2 separate regions of the Homo sapiens genome follow, and region 1 is linked to region 2. A link is a loop called in an ENCODE intact Hi-C map of the cell type or tissue named here. Cell type or tissue: endothelial cell of umbilical vein. All regions are shown on one strand. Links, peaks and the distances in the headings refer to the core of each region. The heading gives the core; the rest is flanking DNA.

What was found. Peaks named below come from ENCODE experiments on the same cell type or tissue, not always from the same donor. Only the 100,000 strongest peaks of a DNase experiment are listed, where the experiment ranks them.
Region 1: it touches region 2 in a loop (8-fold over the local background); 2 of 110 quality-filtered maps call a loop at or near these places.

The regions. Positions count from the first base shown.
Region 1 is chr4:96,669,812-96,680,909 of GRCh38, reverse strand. All of the region lies in intron 3 of LINC02267 (long intergenic non-protein coding RNA 2267), which reads right to left. Among named protein-coding and RNA genes, the nearest start is that of LINC02267, 360 kb to the right of the region's middle. RefSeq lists a silencer at 3,165-3,365. In endothelial cell of umbilical vein, for the core only: no CTCF peak of the experiment used is centred there; a DNase peak (open chromatin) is centred at 5,279; H3K27ac peaks cover 2,173 bases.
Region 2 is chr4:96,342,984-96,354,081 of GRCh38, reverse strand. The region is part of intron 1 of LINC02267 (long intergenic non-protein coding RNA 2267); the gene reads right to left. It also overlaps the pseudogene RN7SKP28. Among named protein-coding and RNA genes, the nearest start is that of LINC02267, 38 kb to the right of the region's middle. In endothelial cell of umbilical vein, for the core only: no CTCF peak of the experiment used is centred there; a DNase peak (open chromatin) is centred at 6,381; H3K27ac peaks cover 1,850 bases.

The sequences.
Region 1 (11,098 bases), core at 3,942-6,441, 330 kb before region 2:
GTAAATGCTTATTTATTTATCTATTTTGTCGACTAAGCAAGAAGAAAGAAAAATTCAGTGTTGTTTTATTAACACTATAGTCAGTTATGAAAGCTAAGAAATACTTGAATGTATTTATGTCTCAGAAATTCCATGAGTGATTTGTTAAAGCTATAAATTAGATGTAAAACTATTTCTAACAATTTAAAAAATTAAAAAAGGATTCGTCAACCTAGAAGGTTCATCATTACATTGAGAGTTGTCTAGTCTCCTGATGAAATAAAGAATTAGAACGAAGTCCATTCAAAGGTAACCGTAGAGTAATCCTCCTTTAAAGATGAAGGAGTTTCTTTACACCAATTTAAAATGTTGATTTAAAAAATCAAAGGAGCTTAAATGACACTAACAAGTTTATAAATGTGTGAAATTGGGAAATTTGGGAATTATTCAAGTCCTGGTTCTGCTGCTCCTAATTTGTTTTGAAATACAAAACCTTTAACCATATTAGCCATTAGTTTCTCCCTCTGTTATGTGTGTGAGGTGAGGTTAAAGTAGGTTAGCTCTTACATCTCTTCTTTTTAAAAATTATTTGACATTTAGAGTTCTTAAAAAAATCAATATCATGGTTATGATTGAGTGAAGTACAGATTTTAAACAGTTTCTTGTTTAATGAACTAAGCACTAATTTAAAAGAAGAAATAGCTCTTAAAATGAGACTGTGTATGTGTAAAATAACTAAAAACCACTTAGTCTGGGATTCCCCCATTGTAACCATGAATATTGGATTTTTGGTCTTAGGTGATTAAATATTTGTATCCATTTGATTCATATATAAGATGGCCAGAAGTCTCTGGAACAATATTAGATAAGAAGAATTGTAGAAATGGTTTGTAAGTATCATGTGTTAATATTGTGTTCTGTCATTACTGTTAGTCTTAGATTGTAAACTTTAGTAAAACAAAGACATTTTCTACCATAGTTGATGCAATACTATACTATCACCAAATAATTTCCTATCTTGATTATAAATAATGATTAAATATATTTTCTTGCATTAGACAGTATCGGACAAGCTTCTATATTGCAGATTTTTTTATCTTTTTAATTAATTAATTAATTAATTAATTTAATTTCAACTTTCATTTTAGATACAGGGGGTATACATGTAGGGTTGTTAACATGGGTATATTGGATCCAAGTAGTAAGCATAGTACCCACTAGGTAGTTTTTCAACTCTCTCCCACCTCTCCTCCTCTCCTTTTTAGTAGCCCACGGTGTCTTATTGTTCCCATTATTATGTCCATGAGTACTCAAGGTTTAGCTCTCACTTGTAAGGAAGAACACGTGCTATTTGGTCTTCTATTCCTACATTAATTCACTTAGGATTATGGTCTCCTCCAGCTCCATCTATGTTGCTGCAAAGAACATGATTTTGTTCTTTCTCATGGCTACATGGTATCCCAATGTGTTTATATACCACATTTTCTTTATCCAATACATTATTGATGAGCACCTAGGTTGATTCCATGTTTTTGCTATTGTGAATATTGCTGAAATGAACATACAAGTGCATGTGTCTTTTTGGTAGAATGATCTATTTTTTTTGAGTATATAGTCAGTAATGGGATTGCTGGGTCATATGGTAGCTCTGTTTTAAGTTCTTTAAGAAATCTCCAAATTGCTTTCACAAGTGGCTGAACTAATTTACATTCCAACCAACAGTGTATAAGCATTCCCTTTTCTCCACAGCTTCACCAACAAACTGTTATTTTTTTTACTTTTTAATAATAGCTATTCTGACTGGTGTGAGATGTTTTCTCACTGTAGTTCTGATTTGCATCTCTCTTATGATTAGTGATGTTGAGTGATTTTTCATCTGTAACAAACAGATGAAACAGGCTACTTGGGTGTCTTCTCTTGAGAAGTGTCTGTTCATGTCCTTTGCCCATTTTTTTAATGGAGTGAGTTGGTTTTCTTTTGTTGATTTGTTTAAATTTCTTACAGATTCTTGACATTAGACCTTTGTAATATTATTAGATGGACAGTTTGCAAGTATATTCTCCCATTCTTTAGGTTGTCTTTTTACTCAATTGATGGTTTTTAATGTGCAGAAGCTCTTTGGTTTAATTAGGTCCCACTCATCAGTTTTTGTTTTTGTTGCCATTGCTTTTGGGACTTAGTCATAAATTCTTTGCTGATGCTAATGTTGAGAAGACTTATTTCCTAGATTTTCTTCTATGCATCTTATAGTTTGAGGTCTTACATTAAAATCTTTAATCCTAACATCACATCAATAAATATATTTTATTTCTGTTATGATGCCATGAAATGTGAGGCACAAAATAATGTTTGCAGGTCTTTATTGAGTATAGATGTAGAGTAATGTCATTTCTAATGTGTCTTTGTGAATCTTCTCACCAGAATGTAAATTCCATGAAAGCAGAGTTATTATTATTATTATTTTTTTTTTTTTGAGATGTAGTCTCGCACTGTCACCTGAGCTGGAGTACATTGGCGCAATCTCGGCTCACTGCAACCTCCACCTCCTGGGTTCAAGAGATTCTCCTGCCTCAGCCTCCCAAGTAGCTGGCATTACAGGTGCCCACCACCACACCCAGCTAATTTTTTGTGTTTTTAGTAGAGACAGGGTTTCACTAAGTTGGCCAGGCTGCTCTCAAACTCCTGACCTCATAATCCACCCGCCTCAGCCTCCCAAAGTGCTAGGATTACAAGCGTGAGCCACCATGCCTGGCTGAAAGCAGAGTTTTTTTAAAAAAAATTTCTGTCCTATTTTTGCTGTATTCCATGTATTCCATGTATGTACAGCATGTCTGCTGCATAGTAAAGACCTAATTAATATGTAATGAATAAATGAATCTCCTTAGAATATTGCTTTCAGTTTTTCCATGCTTAGACATTTAAAAAAATGCAGTTAGAGGAAATAAAATGACTGAAATAAATTTGCTCAGAAAGAAAAATTGTAAAATGAAATTGATTTATTGATTCAAAAATCGTTTCATATCCTGGGATGTTATGTAAAATATATTATGTATCAAAAGAAAATGAAAACAATGTTCAATGTTTGTTGGCCTTTTAATTAAGAAAACAGAACTTATTTGACTCACTAGTTACAGCAATTACAGAATGGAATCCACTACAATGCTTTCATATATTATAATTAGTTTGACTTGACTTTCACCTCCTCTCTCAAAACCAAGCTAGATATGTGCTTATACTTTAGCAAGAGGAAATAGGATCCCAGTGGTGGAATGACTCATCAATATTGTATAACACCGAGTTAGTAAAGAAAAATAGTTAGAATTAAGGTAGTTTGAATTCTGTTTGGCATTATTTACATATTAAAGAAATAACAAGACCATAGAGTTGCAAACAATCATTTTGATACAATAATGTCATCTCTCCTGCCTCTCTCTCCCCAGCAGAAACTAACAGCTTTAGCACTGGGTTGTTTGACATTTTCTGAGTGATGACATAACAGAAATGTTGAGCAAAACAATGAATGAATTTTTGTTTTCAGAATTTCAAAATAGGTTTTTGAGACTTGTGGCCAAAACTGTATGATGAGAAGAAATGGTTTGTATTCTAAGAATTCTGTCTAGAAAAGACCCACTGACAAAAAAATAAAAATAAAAATAAAAGAAGAAGTAAAACAGGATAATTAGGTGCTGGTGTCTATATTTGATGATGTCATATTTAATTGTAAGATCTTAATTTGTAAATAAAAATAGCTGATTGCCAAAGAACTTTTAGAGTATGACCATATTTGCATTTTCAAATATAAATGAATAGGGCTACCAATATCCACTCAGGGAAGTAGAGAGATGAAAGGAGCACATCTCCCATTCTTACACTAAAAAAAGGGTCACATGTTGAAATACGTATTATTACTCCAAGCTTACACGTAGGGCAATGAAAGCTTAGAGAGCTTGAGGCATGTTCATGGTAGTCCAAGTGTCACGTGACAAGTCATTTACTAAAGTGTCTCTCTTAACACTCAACTTCTGACTCAGAAAGGATAATAATAATGAATTAGCAATGGTAAATATATAAATTTTATAGTTCCTATAACTCTCAAAGTCAAAAATGTCAAATCTTATCTTGTACCACTGTCACCCATATGTTTTAAAGCCATCAGAAAATTCATACACAAGTTTTCATTACTTTTCTAAGACTAAAGCCCACTATAATTAAACATTATTATTTCCAGCAAAAAGATAAGTATGTTAAATAAAAATGTGTTGGCGACTTAAATTCAGAATCAACATGTATTCCCACATGTTCATTTAGCTAAACATTTTCTGTTTTTGTAAGCTTAGACATTTTTACTCCTGCACTTTCCCTGTTCCGTATCACACCAAGAAAACAACAGTGTCTATGTGGGAACCTCACAAAACAAAAGTATCAACAGCTCCTTGAAACTTACTTTCTGCTCATTACAACATTTCAGTGTTGATTCTTTTAACTGCTCTTCCTTTTGTCTATGGGTGACACTTTCTATTTCTACATACACAGTATGTTATTTTTCTTTAATTTTATGCTGGCCATCATGGATTATATTATTTAGTGTTTGAAGTATTTTGTCACCCGTTAAAAGGCAATGCATTTTGTTTTGTCATGTATTTCAATTACTGGCCTATACTTTGGTCCTATCAGATTTGATTTTGTCATTGCTAAGAACATTCTATTCCTGTTTTGTACTTAGCATTTACAACACGCCACTTACTGCATAGTGTGGTCCTGACTTGTAAGCAATGGCATTTTCTGGAGTCTCAGCTACATGCTCAATGTGCTCAGAGGGTGCAGGGCAGATCATTCCATTCTGGCTGGGCTGACACTCTGTTTATCTGAAGTTAATCACTGAGCCCCCACCCAAGGACCTATGATGATTCATTACAAAGACTTCCAGAGCCCCTTCTCTGGAAGAGAGCCCTCATCTTAGATAGCCAGAGCTGTATATTTCAGCTGCTGCACAAGCCAAAAAATCTAATACCTTCCTCCTCAGCTCAGCAAAATCACTGTTATTTTGCCTCAATATTTTGCAGCAGAGGAAAGTCTCTAGGCAGAAACCAGGGACCACCATGCTACAGTCATCTGGTTCACCTTGTGTATTTTCCTTCTCCCCATGATCACAGATCTCTGCTTATTGTTTCATTCCTGAAATGTTGTCTCTCATGTATTTTATAATTTTCTGCAGTAGTTATCATGAAGGGATCACATGTCTTGTACCATTTTTCTCTGTCATGACTGGAAACAGAGGTCCCAACAGAGTAAAACATAACAAACAAAAATTAGTCATATTTCCTCCTTGATTATTTCATTGTATACCCATTGTGCTTAGATTAAATCTATATTCTTTACCAAGGCCTACTTCCTTCACTCAAGACACACTGATTTTTTTTTTCTAGACCCTGCATACACACAGCTGGTCGTGAAATTGTAGGAGCAAAATGATCATACCTTTTTGCCATGTATCACAAGGGTCATGGTTAACACTTCTATAACATAAGACAGATTATAAGAGAAAAAATATTTTTAACAGTTTTACCTGACATGGTAGTCTTTAGAAATGAAGATTAAAAGACCCAAGGAAAACTGTATTTTATGCTTAGTTCAATGAAGAATGGGCATCATATAGAAATATAATTGCACAAAAAAGGGTATTATCTTGGTTGGGTGTGATGGTTCACATCAGTAATCCCAGTGCTTTGGGAGGCCCAGGAGGAAGGACTGCTTGAGGCCAGGAGTTTGAGGACAACTGGGCAACATAGGAAGACCCTGTCTCTACCAAAAAAAAAAAAAAATGGGGAAGAGGTATAATCTAATGGTAATAAATTGAGGAGGATAACTCAACAAGACCTATCTGTTCAGATTATTCTTGGCTTCTCCTGAAGCATTCCTTCCTCTGGATATAGGAGAGGACACCTGTCTCTGGAGGATCTTCAGAGGAGAAGGGACAAAGTCAGGGAGTGACATTTCTAGATTTTACAACTTAGTTTGAAGGAGAGAATTTCTAGTTTCTATGAATTGTCATGGGGAAGAGGAATTCTAGTTTCTATGACTCACTATTGAAGAGGAAGAGGGGCTGGAGACAGGAGGGTGAGAGAAGGTCAGAGAAAACCATTGCTTCTGAGGTCTTTCTAGTATCCTTCAATTCAAAATACTCAGAATGCCAAAGCACCCTGCTCTGAGGTATTGTGTTATGAGCCCCAACAACACCATCTCAACATCTTGACAAAGGATGTGCCCTCTGCCTGAAATGATTTTTTTCTGTTTCTTTCTACTAATTCTTTCTTTAATTTTCAGTAAAAATTCTACTTCCTTTTAGAATACTTCCCTGACCACCTATGCAACATATACCTCTTTTTTCATAATCATATTTCTTTTTCTTTTTAGCCCTTACTGCTATGTTAATCAAATATTTATGTGGGTGTTTATCAGTACAGCATGTATAGCTGGAGACCCAGAAGAGCCCATGGTGTAAGTTCCAGTCCTAGTCTAAATCTGAGCCTGAAGGCAGGAGAAGCCTGTTGTCCCAGCTTGAAGACAGTAAGGTAGAGAGAGAAACAATTCTCCCATACTCAGCCTTTTTGTTCTACTCAGTGGATTGGATGAGGCCCAAACACACTGGGGAGGGCAATCTACTTCTCCAGTCTACAGATCCAGACATAATGTCATACAGAAACACCCTCACAGAAACTCCTAGAATAATCTTTAACAAAATATCTAGGTATCTCAGGGCCCAGTTAAGTTGACACATCAAATTAACCATCATACTCAGAAAGTGTCTGCCAGAGGAATAAAAGAAGTTGAGATGTAAAGGATGCAGGGTTAGTAGTACAGAAAGTGATGAAGAGCATTCTGGACAAATGAGACTCTCCATGCAAAGTTGTGAACATATGAAAGAGTTTGATGTACTAAGAAAATGAAAGAAGTTAAGGGACCTGAAGCCAAGTGAGTCAGATGGAGAGTGTTGTGATAAATTCTGAGTGATTGCAAAGGGGCCAGATGATGTAGGACCCCATTGATTTTTGCTATTCAAAATATATTTCTCAAGTCCTCAATATGGGCATTCCTTAAGATGAACTCAGAACGTACAGCCTCAAGACTCACCCTAAATAAATATTATCAGAATCTGCATTTTAATAAGATCCCAGCATAAAACATATCTCAGATATATAAACTTGATAGGACCTGGAGATGGACTATATATTGGTAATGATTGGTCAAGGACAACTCCCAAATTACATACTTTGATCAAATGGTTAATAAATAAGCCTTTAAGAAAAACAGCACTGTAGGAAGGTCAAACGTGGCAGATGGGGTAAGTATGTGTATATATGTACACATGAGTGTTTGTGTTTTGTGGAAGATGAAGGTTTCCAGTTTTGCCTTGCCATGTCTGAATTGACTAAGATACATCAAGTAAATAGTAATGAGAATCTAAAATATAACTTTAGAAATAATAATTTAAGAAAAAATTAAGAGATTGAACTATTGAAAATAAAATACTAATTCAACATAGAAAAAAAGGGGAAAAGAGTGATCAAAGATGACTCCAAAATTTTCATCCTGTATAATTAGAACAAGGAGGTGCTAACAGATAGGGAATGCAGAAAGATGTTTAAGTACCTACTCAATATGCTGGAAATAATGAGTTTGAAAAGATAACAGGATACTCATGTAAAGAGATGATTTATTTATATATATATAATGATTTATTTATATATACACACATATATATATATAAATGTATATATGTATGTGTATCTATAAACACATATATGTGTAAAAGTGGACCGCAGGATGTTAAATCAGAATTTAAATCTTTAGAAGCTATATGCATGACAAAAATAGTTGGACTGTGAGCATAGAGCTCCATCTTTTACTGGCTCTGTTGAATTCTGTTTCCATTCAGTGGGATGAATTCATTAAAGTCAATACCTCACCTAAAAAAGCTGACTGGTCATTCCTCAACTGGTACCCAGCCCTGGAAGCTATATTGAGAAAACATACAAACAATAGCCATGAAAAGGAGTGAGATAAGATATTAGTTTGAGTGCTTAGGAGATTCTTTTTATTTCCCCTAATAGAAAAATCTCTACAGTTTTGAAGGAAAAAGAAATTACTTGATACAATGAGATAGACTGAAATTGTATGAGAAAGAGGAATAAAAACTAATATGGCATGACCCTCGTCCTGGTGCAAAAATTGCCTGGAGATTAAGATAAGAGAGATTAGCACTGGAGAAAAGAAAGGATGATTTTCATACAGACAGCCCCAGTACAGCCAGTTAAAATAATAAAATACATTCTCATAGGTTGGCAATTTGCCTTTGCTTTGAGTTCTCAGAGGATGGTTACTGCCACACATACTCATATCCCAGCTGCTTCTGCCCATGCCCCAACTTCTAGGATCAAACAATTAAAGCTTGAATCAGTAGCAGATTGTGTTTGTAACCACTGCTATTTGTGTCCTTTCTGATTGGTAGGTGCTCATGGAAGATGGGCTGGCTGGCCCTCGGTCTGCAGGTACCTAGCACAGTGAGACCAGGGAGAGGTGAACAGCTGACATGGCACCTCATATGAATAATGGCATGCAATGCAACTGGAAGGTACTTATTACACCTAGAGAACATCCAAATCTTTTGGTTATTAACAATATTAAACATATTAATAAAATGTGATCCCTCATTAGGCCATGCCCTTGAGAAAGGAAAATAAATCTTGGGGCTCCAAAGTCACTAAGCTAAAGGGAAAAGTCAAGCTGCGAGCTGCTTGGGCAAACCTGCCTCCCATTCTATTCAAAGTCATCCCTCTGATCACTGAGATAAATGCATATCTGACTGCCTCATTTGGAGAAGCTAAACAGAAACTCAAAAGAATGCAACCATTTGTCTCTTATCTACCTATGACCTGGAAAGCCCCTCCCCACTTCCAGTTGTCCTACCTTAGCTTTGAGTTGTCCCGCCTTTCTGGATAGAAGCAATGTTCATCTTACATGTATTCATTGATTTTTCATGTCTTCCTAAAATGTATAAAACCAAGCTGTGCTCACACCACCTCGGGCACATGGCATCAGGACCTTCCGAGGCTGTGTCACGGGTGCATGTCCTTAACTTTGGCAAAATAAACTTCCTAAATTGACTGAGACCTGTCTCAGATATTCGGGGTTCACATCCTAAACATATATTAGCTCATTTGAGTACTATAATTACTCGATTATATTGAGTACTATAATTTTACAAATGAGAAAATGAAGAATATTGAGATTTAAAAACTGCAGTGACAGAGCTTCTATTTGAACCTTCGCAACGAGTAACAGAGCCCCTACTTGTGATTATACTAATGCCACTAATCTGTTCTGAAGGAAAAGGTTCAACTCATTTATAGGTTCCCTGCCAATAAATGAGTTATGTGCATTGTTAATAATAGAAATAATTAACACATTAAAATATTGGGCATAACTATAAGGAATAGAGAAAGAGTGACTTTAATGGTTGCTAATTCAACAGTGGCTAAGACAGGGTTTAGTACCATGAAGAAACATCCTTGATCATGGGCATGATGAAGATGAGTTTGACAAAACTGCAGGTAATCCTTAATATGCGAAAATAAAATAATGAAGGACTCATTTTAAATGGACACAAGTTTTGTTTATATAAAGTTATGAAGTCATCTGAAGAAAGAAGAAACAGTTCAGAGAGGAACTAGAAAGTTTTGGAGGTGGTGTGCAAGTGAGTGATGGGGAACATTTCAAATGCTTTATCATGTACTAGCTACTTTCAATTGTGAAGGAAGTATAATAAAGAAAATGGCATTCTTTCCTCTTTGTATGTATCCTAGAAAGGGAATGTGTTAAAGTGCGTATTTTATGCATTGTGTAAGATTGGAAAAAAAAGTATAGAAATAAACTATAATGACACCTAATAAAAGTAGGCATTTAACCCATATTTATGCCTCCAAGAGCTTTGTTAAACCCAACATACTGACGTTGCTTATGACTTTGATACTTGCATGGAGTATTCAGGTTTTTTTTTCAACAAATAGCACCTTACATTATTAAACCACTTAGCCATTTTCACAGCCCAAATGTACCTCTAAAATTATATTGTGAGGTGTCATATGTTCACTTAAAGGAAGAAAATGTCGTAGGCTGGATTAAGTAGGATATGAATGAGCAAGCAGAATAAACCAGTAAAATTTAATTAAGCAATTTAGCACTCCATAAAAGCAGCAACACATAAAAGTGAGACATAAATGACAGGGGCAGTTGCACTGCAATTCTAATCTTTTAGGAACTTAAAAAGGAGCACTGTGCAACAAGCAGACATTCTTTTTCTACACAAAGTAAATTTAAACACAAGTATTAATAGTAATTGAAGCGGCCTTTACATATGGAAATTCTGTGCATTGTATTCTTTACTTTGGCTTTGTGCAGGTGAAGCAAAAAGAATAGGCAGAAAAGTAACTTCATATGCAATAAAGACATGACTGTAAAACTTATACTCTTCCATTTGCTACAATTAGACAGGCAAACTGAGGAAGAAATTCATTTGTAAACAGTCCAATTTTCAAAATCATATGCCTGCCACATACTTCCATTAAATAATTCTAATGAGATGCTGAAAAAAACTAGGAGCCCAGAGGTGAGAAATATAAGGCACCTCTGCATTAAAAGGACTGAAAGGATGAACAGTATCCTTTGCTTCCATAGCAACCGTTTCAGGAATCTGACTTGTATTTTTATATCTCAGGGTTATTGTGATACCATATTTCTTTTAATTAAATCAAACTTCATTGTCAAGGTACCTGTAAGCTGGCCATTTCTAATCTTATTTCCAGTTAGCTTCCAAAACTTTCCCGAGAATTTCCTTCAACTGAAGCTATTTTAAATGTTAAAACATCTAAATTCAAAATTCAAAATTCAAAATTGAATCCTTTAATATTCAACCATGGACTTTATCTCAGGCTCTAAATGACATATTCCATAGGATCTACGAAATTACATTTTATTTGTATACATTCTTTAGCTACTTTTTTCCCTGATTCTTTTTATTTTATAACTTAAATATTATATAACTATATATCATATTGTATAT
Region 2 (11,098 bases), core at 5,193-7,692:
TGAGAACAGCCCATACTCCCAGCTCCAAGCCATGAAAAGCATAAGCAGTGGATAAAAAATGAGGGAATCCATGCTCCCTGGATGAGGAGAAAAAGGTTGAGAATTGTTCTCCTACAGTTTCACGTGTATTTCACCTATTAGGTTGATTAAGCAGTTGAGTACTCCAAGAAGACAGAAATAACTAAATAATTACATCTAGTAGACTTACTGCTTATTGATCAAGTAATGATGCATCTTCTTTCCAAAACATGGAAATAGACTCCAATTGATAAAATGCATCTGAAACACCATAAAAAAATACCTGTGAAACTTATTATTTTCCTTGAAAGTAAAATCACTAATTTTTATATGAATAGCATAGCCCTTTCAATTTTTCTGTCATGAATAGTAAGCTTAATTCATAATATTTCATGCTTTCTAGCACTCTTGATGATTTTTCAAAATAAAAATTTAAGCCTTATAAATTATTTATTGGGAATTTAAGTATATACAAGATACTGGGAGAATGCCATTTGTGGTTACATGTAATATTTATATATCAGATATGGATTTTTATATAATTTGAATCAAATGCATGTAACTTTTTTGCAAATTCAAAGCTAAACAATGCTATTCTGAGGCTAATTTTCAATATGTTAAAAAGAAGTCTATGCATTCATTGGTATTTACACTTGAGGAAAATTGGTCAGAAATAACTTAATGCACTCTATATAAGTGCGTCCCTCAAGTAAAAATAACTCTAGCTTTATTTAACCTAAATATAAATCATAAATATTTTGATCTCAAAGCGTTCAAATACTATTCCTTTTACATTTGCCATTGAGATGGTAAATACTATACATATCCAACTGTTTCAGGAAAACATGTGGCTTATTCAAGTATTTATTGTAGGGATAAAAATTCTCTTTGCCATTTAAAATTTAGACAATAGGTCTAACTTGAACTGGTTGATTTACTCTTTCAAAGATGAGAATTAACATATCCATTACATGTTTTCTAAAATTAATTCATTGGTTTATTTCTTCATTCAAGTATATATTTAGTCTGGCCTTATATGAAAGGGACAGCTTCAGAAACGTCTTGGTATCTGAAGAGGAATAATGTCTCTAGGTATACATATCTGATCTTCAATCTATTTATTAACTATATCCTTTTTGTATGGATAGGTGTATGGAACACTAAGTGGTCAGTGAGGTATTCTTGATTAAATATTTAAAGAACATTTAAGTCTCTTTAGGATTTTGAATGTTCCCACCACTAAGAAATGATAAATGCTTGAAGCCATGTATATCCTAATTACCCTGATTTGATCATTACACATTTTATACATGTATCAAAATATTCTATACCCAATAAATATGTGCAATTATTACATGTCAAGTAAAAATAATTTTAAAATGTAGCTTAACTGTGTGTTTTCCATTCCTAAATAGCTTTATTTAGGAAATGGTAACATCAATGTACCATGTGATATTCGAGTCCCTTTTAAAAAAGAATAAAAGAGAGAGACTTATTTTTCTAGAATGTGATCTTAGAAGATTCCATATTGGAAACCCCATCAAAAAGAAGTCTAAGTGCTTAACATAATTTGCATTCATCCCTTTACTTGTTTATTATCTGACTTCCCACCAGAGGGCAGGGCGTTCTCAGTTTTGTTAATTGCCATACACCCTCATGGCAGTTAGTAGGTGCTCAAAAAAAAAAAAAAAAGGAATTGATTAATTATGCAATCCAACATTTTTGGATTCTATGTTAAATGATATGATTTAACTGTGCTCGTGCTCACATCCACACAGAACTTTACTGTTTATGACACGTATAACAGGAAATTCTTGTCTGCCTTATGAGTTTGTGCTGTTGATAAGAAGAGTTATCAAGTTGCTGTGAAGTTGAAACATCAGACAATTGCAAACATCTCAACTGACTCAGCAAAAACAAAACCTTTGTGAAAGCATTCTGGCTGCAACTTCTGGGTTTACAATCAACTAGGTTTTATCCACACTGTGATGTGTGAGCAGCAGGTGTCTGAAAGCATCAATTGTCCAGTCAGGCCCCTGTGAGGATGGCAAGAAGCTGTATGATTTCACAGAAACTTATAGTGAAGATGGTGCTAAAAGAACAGGGAGTCTGTTCAAAGGATGTCTTCTGTTTTTAATACATTCTATTAAAAAAAAAACTGCCATTTTAAAAATTGCTAGAATTTTATTGCAAACTACTGTTTCCATTAAAATTTCCTGTAAGGACACTGAAAGAATTTTAAGAAATTTTAAATGCAGTAGTGAACTACACATAGTCTTTTATGAGATTGTACTGACCAGAAAATAGCTGAGACAAGCAACATATGCATTTCACAATTTTAGCATTTCCTATGCATGTAGCCATGTAATCCTGTGTATTCTTCTCTGTATTTTGCCTATATGATAAGCATTGGATAGGAGACCCTAAAAATAATCATTGCTAAATGGGAAAATGTCAAACACTCACAACCAAAATTAATGAAAATTCTAATCTTGAAATATATGAAAAAATATAAATCATAATGAAACTATCAGATAGTTATATTGCTATATAAACTTATAAATACTTGCTATTAAAATAGTACTTGTGTTTATTATGCTCTCACATGTTCGAGTTGTTTGCTTTGAAATTAATATGCATACGTCTTAAAATTACATATGTGTGTAATTACATATAGAAGCTTTATATATATGTGTGTGCATAGATAGGTGGGTGTTCAAACTATATAACATCTTTTCAGGGAAAAAAACAATATCATCCATTTCACGATGTAATCATCACCATAATTTTGTCAGGTTTTTGTTTTAGTGGATTAGTTTTTTTGATATATCAAGATCATTGGAAAATCAGACATGTCAGTTTTATATGCTAACATCAAACACGTGGCTAATAATGCTTGAAAAGACACATTTGGGAAAATTCAAGAAAATAGTATCCAAAGTTAATCAGGCTGCCATATCAATTACCCTAAAATAGTCTAAACTCTCCCTTAAAGCTCTCCCAAAGACTAAGCTACAATCAGGTTTTTAAATTTTTTATTTGTTTATTTATTTATATCATTATGTGTTGCTGAGAGAGCAGTAATTACTTATAAGAGTTTTTCCATTAGCACACTCAGTGAGATTGTAAAAACCCTGAAGGTGAGGGAATAAGCTGAATTCGGTTTTGAAAGAAGATGATATTTCATGTAGAGAGAACAAGGAGCACAAGGGCCTGAAATCAAGCCTGTTGTGTTTGAAGTACAACCAGGGGACTAGGGAGCAGGAGCTGCTCAGCAAGATGGAAAGGGTAATGCACAGAAGAAAGAGGGACCAAATTACAGAGTTCTGCAGGCCATATATTCCAGGTGAGGTGGGGCAACAATAAGAGTTTTGAGCAGAGAAGTGATTATCTGCCTATTTGTTAAGAATAATCCAAAAATCAGTAAGGTGGAAGTTGGAAAATCAGTTAGGAGGTGTTGTTATAATCCAGATAAAAGATTTATTTTCCAAATGTCTAGCCAGTTACTCAATAGCATTTGCTGAGAAAAAAAAAAAATCCGTATTTTCTCTATTGATATTTAATGCTTTCTTCCCTTCTAACTGGATAGGATTACTATAATAATAAAAATAGCTGGATACAGACATGTATACATAACCAGAAATACATCTAAATTTTATGACATATAAAAATAGTCTGTTAAGATATTGATTGTAATTGTGTTGAATTAAGAGATCAGTTTAGTGAAAATAGGCAGCTTTATAATATTGCGACTTGTCACCCAAGAATGAATCATAATCAATGCTCTCTTTTGTGATGAGCCACCACAAGAATGGCTAACCTTTTACAATAAATAACTAACTTGTTTTTGAAAGCTTACTATGTGACAGCCACCATTCTTTTTTTTTTTTTTTTTTTTTTTTTTTGAGATGGAGTCTCACTCTGTCACCAAGGCTGGAGTGCAGTGGCACGATCTTGGCTCACTGCAACCTCCACCTCCTGAGTTCAAGCAATTCTCCTGCCTCATCCTCCCAAGTAGGTGGGATTACAGGCACATGCCACCATGCCCACTAATTTTTTTGTATTTTTAGGAGAAACAGGGTTTCACCATGTTGGCCAGGCTGGTTGCGAACTCCTGACCTCAAATGATCCTCCCCACCTTGGCAACCCTAAGTGCTAGGATTATAGGCATGAGCCACCTGGCCCAGCCACAGCCATCATTCTAATCATTATATGCTTTAATTCGTTTAATGCTCACTCCAACCTTATAAGATAGCTACTATTACTATTACTTCCATTTTATAGATGAAACACTGAGACTTAGAGAGATTAAGTGATTTGTCCAACACCAGACAAAATGCAGACAGACCAGAGCCTTCTGCCACTCGTAGAGCATCTGTTTGGTCTTCTTTCTTACATCTTATCTGACATTTTGTTAATACATCTTCATTTTCTCTTTTTGTTCTGTCTTTTGTTATACGGTCTGTTGCCTCGGAAAAGTTATAATCTGTTATTATTCTGCTAGAAATAATCATTTTTTTTACTTTAAATCATAACTTAAACTTTTTTTCTCTGCTTTAATAACTTTAGATAAAAGTATATGGTATTTTCCTTCTGTGGAAGGTGAGAAAATTGATGAATTAATGAACACTTTCTTCAACCTCTCTTCCCTCACTTTTAATGTGACTGGTGTGTTCTATGGTTTTTGTGTTTTTTTTTTTTTTTTTTTTTATCACAGCCAGTAAAGATAGCTAATACTGGTTATTTTTATATCACATAGTATGTCTTCTCCAATAAATAAGTTGTATTATTCCTTTCTCAATAAAATCATCAGTTATTTAGTTATGCCTATATTTTAGTGTATGTACTTATCTCTTAATACCTTCAGATCCTATCAGGTAATACATTTTAGAAAAAAATTTTATAATCCCCAACTCAAGTTGCCTTAAATTTTTAGAAAATGCATCTTTCATAATTAGAAGCCTACAGATGGTATAGGACCCAAGACCAATGCAATGAACATCAGTCTCAATATCATTGAGGAGCAGATGTGAGGGTGATCTGGCCGTGACATCTGTCACCCCATTGATTGTCAGGGTTGACTCAGCTGATCTGGCTGGCTATGCGGGTGTCCCCTTCCTCTCTCACTGCTCCATGTATGTCCCTCCCAAAGCTGCACGCTTGGTTGAAGAGGACGACCATCCTCGATAGATCCGAGGACTGGTCTTCGGTCAAGTGTATACAAGTAGCTGTGCTCCCCTGCTAGAACCTCCAAACAAGCTCTCAATATCATTGGGGACCAATGTAAACTTTAACCTCAGACTGACAGCAAATAGCTGGAGAGATTCCGGATACCACAGCAACATCCAAAGACAAGGAGACAAAGAGGAAAATAGCTAAGTGAAAAAGAGAGTTTCTCTTTCTTCATTCTTAGGTATAATGAAATTTTCTCAGAAACCATTAGCACACTTTCCCTCATGTAGTATTGGAAGTCCAATTTCCACCATTGAAATCTTACTGAGAAGAGAGACGAAATGAACATGTAGATTAGCTTAGATTATCTGGGTCTAGAATGCCTGAAATTCTATCAAAAAGCCCCCTAAATACTGTCGTCTCCACAAGTAAGCTATTTATTTGGAGTCATCTTTTGAACATCTAGAATGTTAATGAAGAGCTATATTTCTTGTATTCTTCCAGAAGAATACAAGATATTCTTGTAAAATAAATATATCTGAATATGTCTATAAATATGTCTTCCTGATGCTTTTATGTATGAAACACAACTATTTCCTGCATATGTAATTCAGAATTCAAAATATTTTCTTTCATGTCCAGTGTCATATAGTTGGGATCGCACAGTATGCAGCTTTCTCAGATTGGCTTCTTTCACTTTCTAATATGCATTTAAGGGTCCTCCATGTCTTTTAATGATTGGATAGCTCATTTCCTTTTGTTCCCCAAAAATATTTTATTGTTTGGATATACTACCATTTATTTACCAGCCACTGAAAGACATCTTGGATTTTTCCAAGTTTTGGCAATTATCAATAAAGCAGTTATAAACATCCATTGAGATGGAGAAGAAACCCTTCTACGGGTCTGCTGGGCCACTCCTCAAGAATGGAAATTAAGAAAAATCTTGAGGTCCCTCAAGGGAAATTCCAGACACCTAGCTAGCCTTGAGAAGTACATGAGTCATCTAATAAGCAAGAAGGTAATAATAGCTTAAAACAATAGCCAAGGAAGTGGAGCCACAAGATGTTTGGTTTTCTATAGAAACTAAAGATAACATCTTATCGTATGTCCCCAAGTTGTTTTACAGAAACCAAAGAACACAGATGGGGGGCACTGAAGGTTGAACTCTGACCACAATAATCTGTTCTAAATTTCTCCCTGAGGAACATGGAGAGAGTCATGCCCACAGGCCAGACTTTAACTTTCTGTTGACCTCAAGTTTTCAGACAAAGCGTTGCTTCCTTAACCAACTGCAAATCAGACAATCTTTGAATCCACCTATGACCTGTAAGTCCCTGCTTTAAGACAGCCCACCTTTTTAAGCCAAACCAACATATAAACACTATGTATCAATTTATGATTTTGCCTGTAACTTCTGCTTTCCTGAAATTTACTCCATCCTTTAAAAACCCTTTCATGTTAGCCAACAGAGAGGTCAGGTCTCATGCAGAAGCTGCATGATTCTCTTGCTCTGCAAATAAATGCCCTCCTTTCTTTTACTGCACAACCTTGGTGTGGATGTTTCACTTTACTGCACTAGGCAAGCTGATCCAGGTTTGGTTCAGTAACACCATGTGCAGGTTTCTTGTGTGGACATAAGTTTCATCCCATTTAGGGAAACATCTAAGAGTGCGATTTTTGGCTTGTATAGTAAGAATATGTTTAGTATTGTAAGAAACTACCAACCTGTCTTTCTAAATGGCTGTACCATTTTGCATTTCCATGAGCAATGAAGGAGAGTTGCTGTTGACCCACATTCTCTCCAGCATTGGGAGTCCTCAGTGCTTTGGAATCGTACCATCCTAATAGGTGTATAATGGTATTTTATTGACATTTTAATTTGAATTTCCTTAATAAACAAGTTGGGACATCTTTTTATATGCTTAGTTACCATCTGTACAACTTTTTTAGTGAGGTGTCTATTCAGGTCTTTGGTCAACTTTTTCATTGGGTTGTTTCTTTTCTTCTTGTAGACTTTAAGCATTCTTTATATATTTTGAATAAATATACCTCATCATATATACCTTTATTAGATATGTCTTGCAGAAGACAGCCTGTGATTTGGCTTCTCAGTCTCTTTAATTAAAATGTCTTTAACAGAGCATAAGTTTTTAGTTTTAAAGAATTCCAGTTTATCAATTATTTCTTTCATTAACAGTGTCTTTGATGTCATATTTAAAAAGTCATTGCCATTTCCAAAGTCATCTAGATTTTCTCTGATGTTATCTTCTAGGAGTTTTATAGTTTTGCATCTTATAGTTAAATCTGTGATCTATCTTGAGTTCATTTTTGTGAAGAGTAAAAGGTCTGTGTCTAGATTCAGTTCTTTTCATATTGATGTCCAATTTTTCCAGCACAATTTGCCAACAAGAATATCTCCTTCTCCATTGTTTTTGCCCCTTTCTCAATGATCTGTTGACTATGTTTTTGTGGGTCTATTTCTTGGATCTAAGCAATATTGTTTAAAAGACAAATTTAAAAGACAAATTTTCAGGATGTTTTTATAATCTGCACAAACCTACATCCCCTTCTAGTTGAAAGGGATAAATGAAGTCTTACCCACTGAATCCTCCTTTTAAATAGAACAGTAAGTATGCCACGAAAATTGTCTTGATAAACTATTTGCTTTGCTCAAATAGAACAGTAAGTATTCCAACAAAATTACCTTGATAAACTATTTGATTTTAAGTTGAAATAAGATATACAACACCCACAAGCACACTCACTCACAGTCACGGACACTTAACATTTCAGATTCTCATTCTTTCTCTAGAGCAAAACGAGATAATTTAATCAGCTGTGCAAAATTATCTAGTGCTCAGAATGTAATGTTCATGTTCGGTCTTATTTACCTCAAAAGGTAGTGCTCTGAGTAGTGCTAGGATGATCCTCAAATGGGTTCTACTCCCAAAGCTTGAACACAATTCTTAAAGTGTTGTTCATTTTTTAAAAATAACTGTTAGTATGCCATTCTCCATCAATTAGAAAGTATGAAAACATTTTTAAATGTGCTATCATCTTCACTATAACAGTTAGGTGGATCTCTGTATATCATGATTAATTTAGATTAAATGGAAATCGGAAATTTCCAATTTATATAAACTGGTGGATTGAACTACATTTTGGGCACCTGAATCATATAGGCTCAGTAATTTGAATTTTAATCAGTAAGAAATTTCTATTAGCCAATTTGAAATCATTTGGCTGAAAATCACCAACAATAATCATTATTAATAATAGTAAATTATCATTATTGTATCCTCAACAATTTGGCTTCAAGTGATTTTGACTATAATTAGAATAAAGATAAAGACTGCTAAAAGTTTCTTGAATATCAAGTCTACAGGAGACAGGGAGACCAGGGAGTACATATTAATAGATAAAGAAGAAGAAATCCTATTTTTTAAGCGGGTCAATGCAGGTAAGACTAAAGAGGTAATTGTTTTAACCAATTTCCTAGGTTTTCTCCATATCCGATTCGGGAAGTTATTGATGTGGGGTTCAATGTTTAAGAGGGGGTCCCAAATACCTTCTGATTATACCATCATTTCATGCTCAAGCCTACCCTGGGTGATTCAGAGAAGAAAAGTAACATCAGGAGTGATATGTGAACCTGTAGGATTGTGGAGATTCTAGGACATAAGTGAGAGGGTGATTGGATAAAGATGAGAAAAAGATCCAAGTCTAATGTAATTTGCTAAACTATGGAAGCACAAATTTGGTAAAAGAGAATCTCATAATATCCCATAACTATGTTCTTTTCAAATAAAATGAGGAGAGACACAAATTGATTAAAACAATTGCCTTCTTAATCTTACCTTTATTGAGCTACTTAAAAGTAAGCTTTCTTCTTTACTCTTTAATATGTAGCCTGATCATTCTGTTCCTTGTAGATCTGGTATTTAAGGAGCTCATGGCATTTGCTATCCTTATTCTAATTCTAGTCATAATCACTACCAGCCATGGTAATTGCACTTAATGTCCATCACTAGCCCTCACTGCAAAAACAAAACAAAACAAAACAAAACAAATCCTCAGTTTTAGAAATTCCTCTTTTTGTTATGATTCTGATTTCTCAGCCACTTTAGATGACCACAAAATTTAAAAGCAGAATCAATGCAAGTTTCTTCGCTTATCCCCTTCCCCATCAGGGGTGGCATCTTTTTCTGAGGTTGTTTGGCAGCTATGATATGTGATGGCATCTAAGCATCTGGCCTGTGGTTGGCATTTGGTGCTGTCTGATGCATCTAGTCATGTCTACAGCACAACCATTTTTCTCAAGTCCTCAAAAATCTGAAATTACTAGTTATAGGCAACTTTATATGGAGATAACAGTACTCCCTACTTATAGTGGTGGCGTGTTAAATGAGTTCATATATAGGAAATTCTTATAATAATGACTATTATGCACAAAGTGTCCTGGTTATAATCATCATCACCATCATTGTCATTATTATTTTAATTTCAACTCTTATTAAGCACATGTGATTTCCGTTCATAAATTTCCATTCCTGCTACTCTTCTGTGAAGAAAATCCAGCATATCTGTTTGTGTTGGTGGGGCGAACAAGGAGGACAGTGGACAAAAAAGGCCAAGAAAACAAAAAGCAACATTTCATCTACTTTGACATGGAAACATGGTACCTAACTTGATTTTTTAAATATCTGGAGAAAACTGTCAAGAACTGTGAGTAATTTGAGATTTTATCCTATATGCAAGCTAGCATGTTAGCCTCTTACAGTTTTATACATGTCAGAAGACACTAGAGGTAATGGACTGTATTATGCATAGCACAGCAGGCAGCATGAGCTTTATATACTCAGTGGTCCCCTGTTGTTTTCCAAGTCCCAGAGGGATGATACAGAGACAGGCATTTGTGAACAAATGCCATTGAGAATGATCTCCCAAAAGGACAACAACTGAAGTGGCATTTAGTTTATCTCTTTCCCTTAAGATACATTATGTTTTTAACATTGCAGGTAATTTATTAAGACATATTTAGATTTATTTTACTTTTATTTTACATTGCCTTCATTAAAATGTGATGATAAACCTTCAAAACATGGTAGTTACAAAAATTATATCTATTGGTATGACATATGAAGTCCAAAATGATAGTTCCAATTACTAGGTAATTCTTCTTCAAGTCATAGTACAATAAGTCTAGCTTATTCCACAGTGTTATTCTGCCATGCTCAACACAAGGTTTCCAAGTTTGCTATGTGGGTGATCTCCATTCTAACCAGCTGAAAATGAAAAAGATCTCAGTGGATCATATATGGGAGAGGTTTATGTTGCATGGGAGGGAAAATTGTTTTCTCTCTACACTTTTTGAGTTCTGAATTCTCCAGTAACAAACAACAGATTAACAAGAAAGGAAACAAACAGAAGCTTATTAACATGTATACCTAATGTATACCCGAGAGATACCCAGAGAAGTGAGTACATTTTAAAGAGGTGCCTTAGAGTTCAGACTTCAACTGAAACAAAGAAAGAAAGGCCTTGGGGTGATAATGCAACTATGGGAGGTGAGCAGGAAAAGCACAGTAAACAAGGGTAAGATTTGTTGTGCAGATTTAAGTCTGTGCCTTCTACATTGACAAGCTTTTCTAATAATTTAGAGTCATTCATCTCTCCCTGGAGCAGAGTGGGAGGGTTCCCTTACAAATGGAAATTTCCTTTATAGGTGCAAATTTTTCTTACAAAAGGATAACTTCTACTCTAATTTCAGAGCTTCCCCTTGTCTGTAGTTTCTCAAAAAAAAAAAAATCAGCTCAAAATCATCCTTAAGCCAAAGATGCATATTTTGGGGTGGCATATTTTGGTATCCTATAATGGGCTTGAAAGTGGCAAACATTTTATCTGC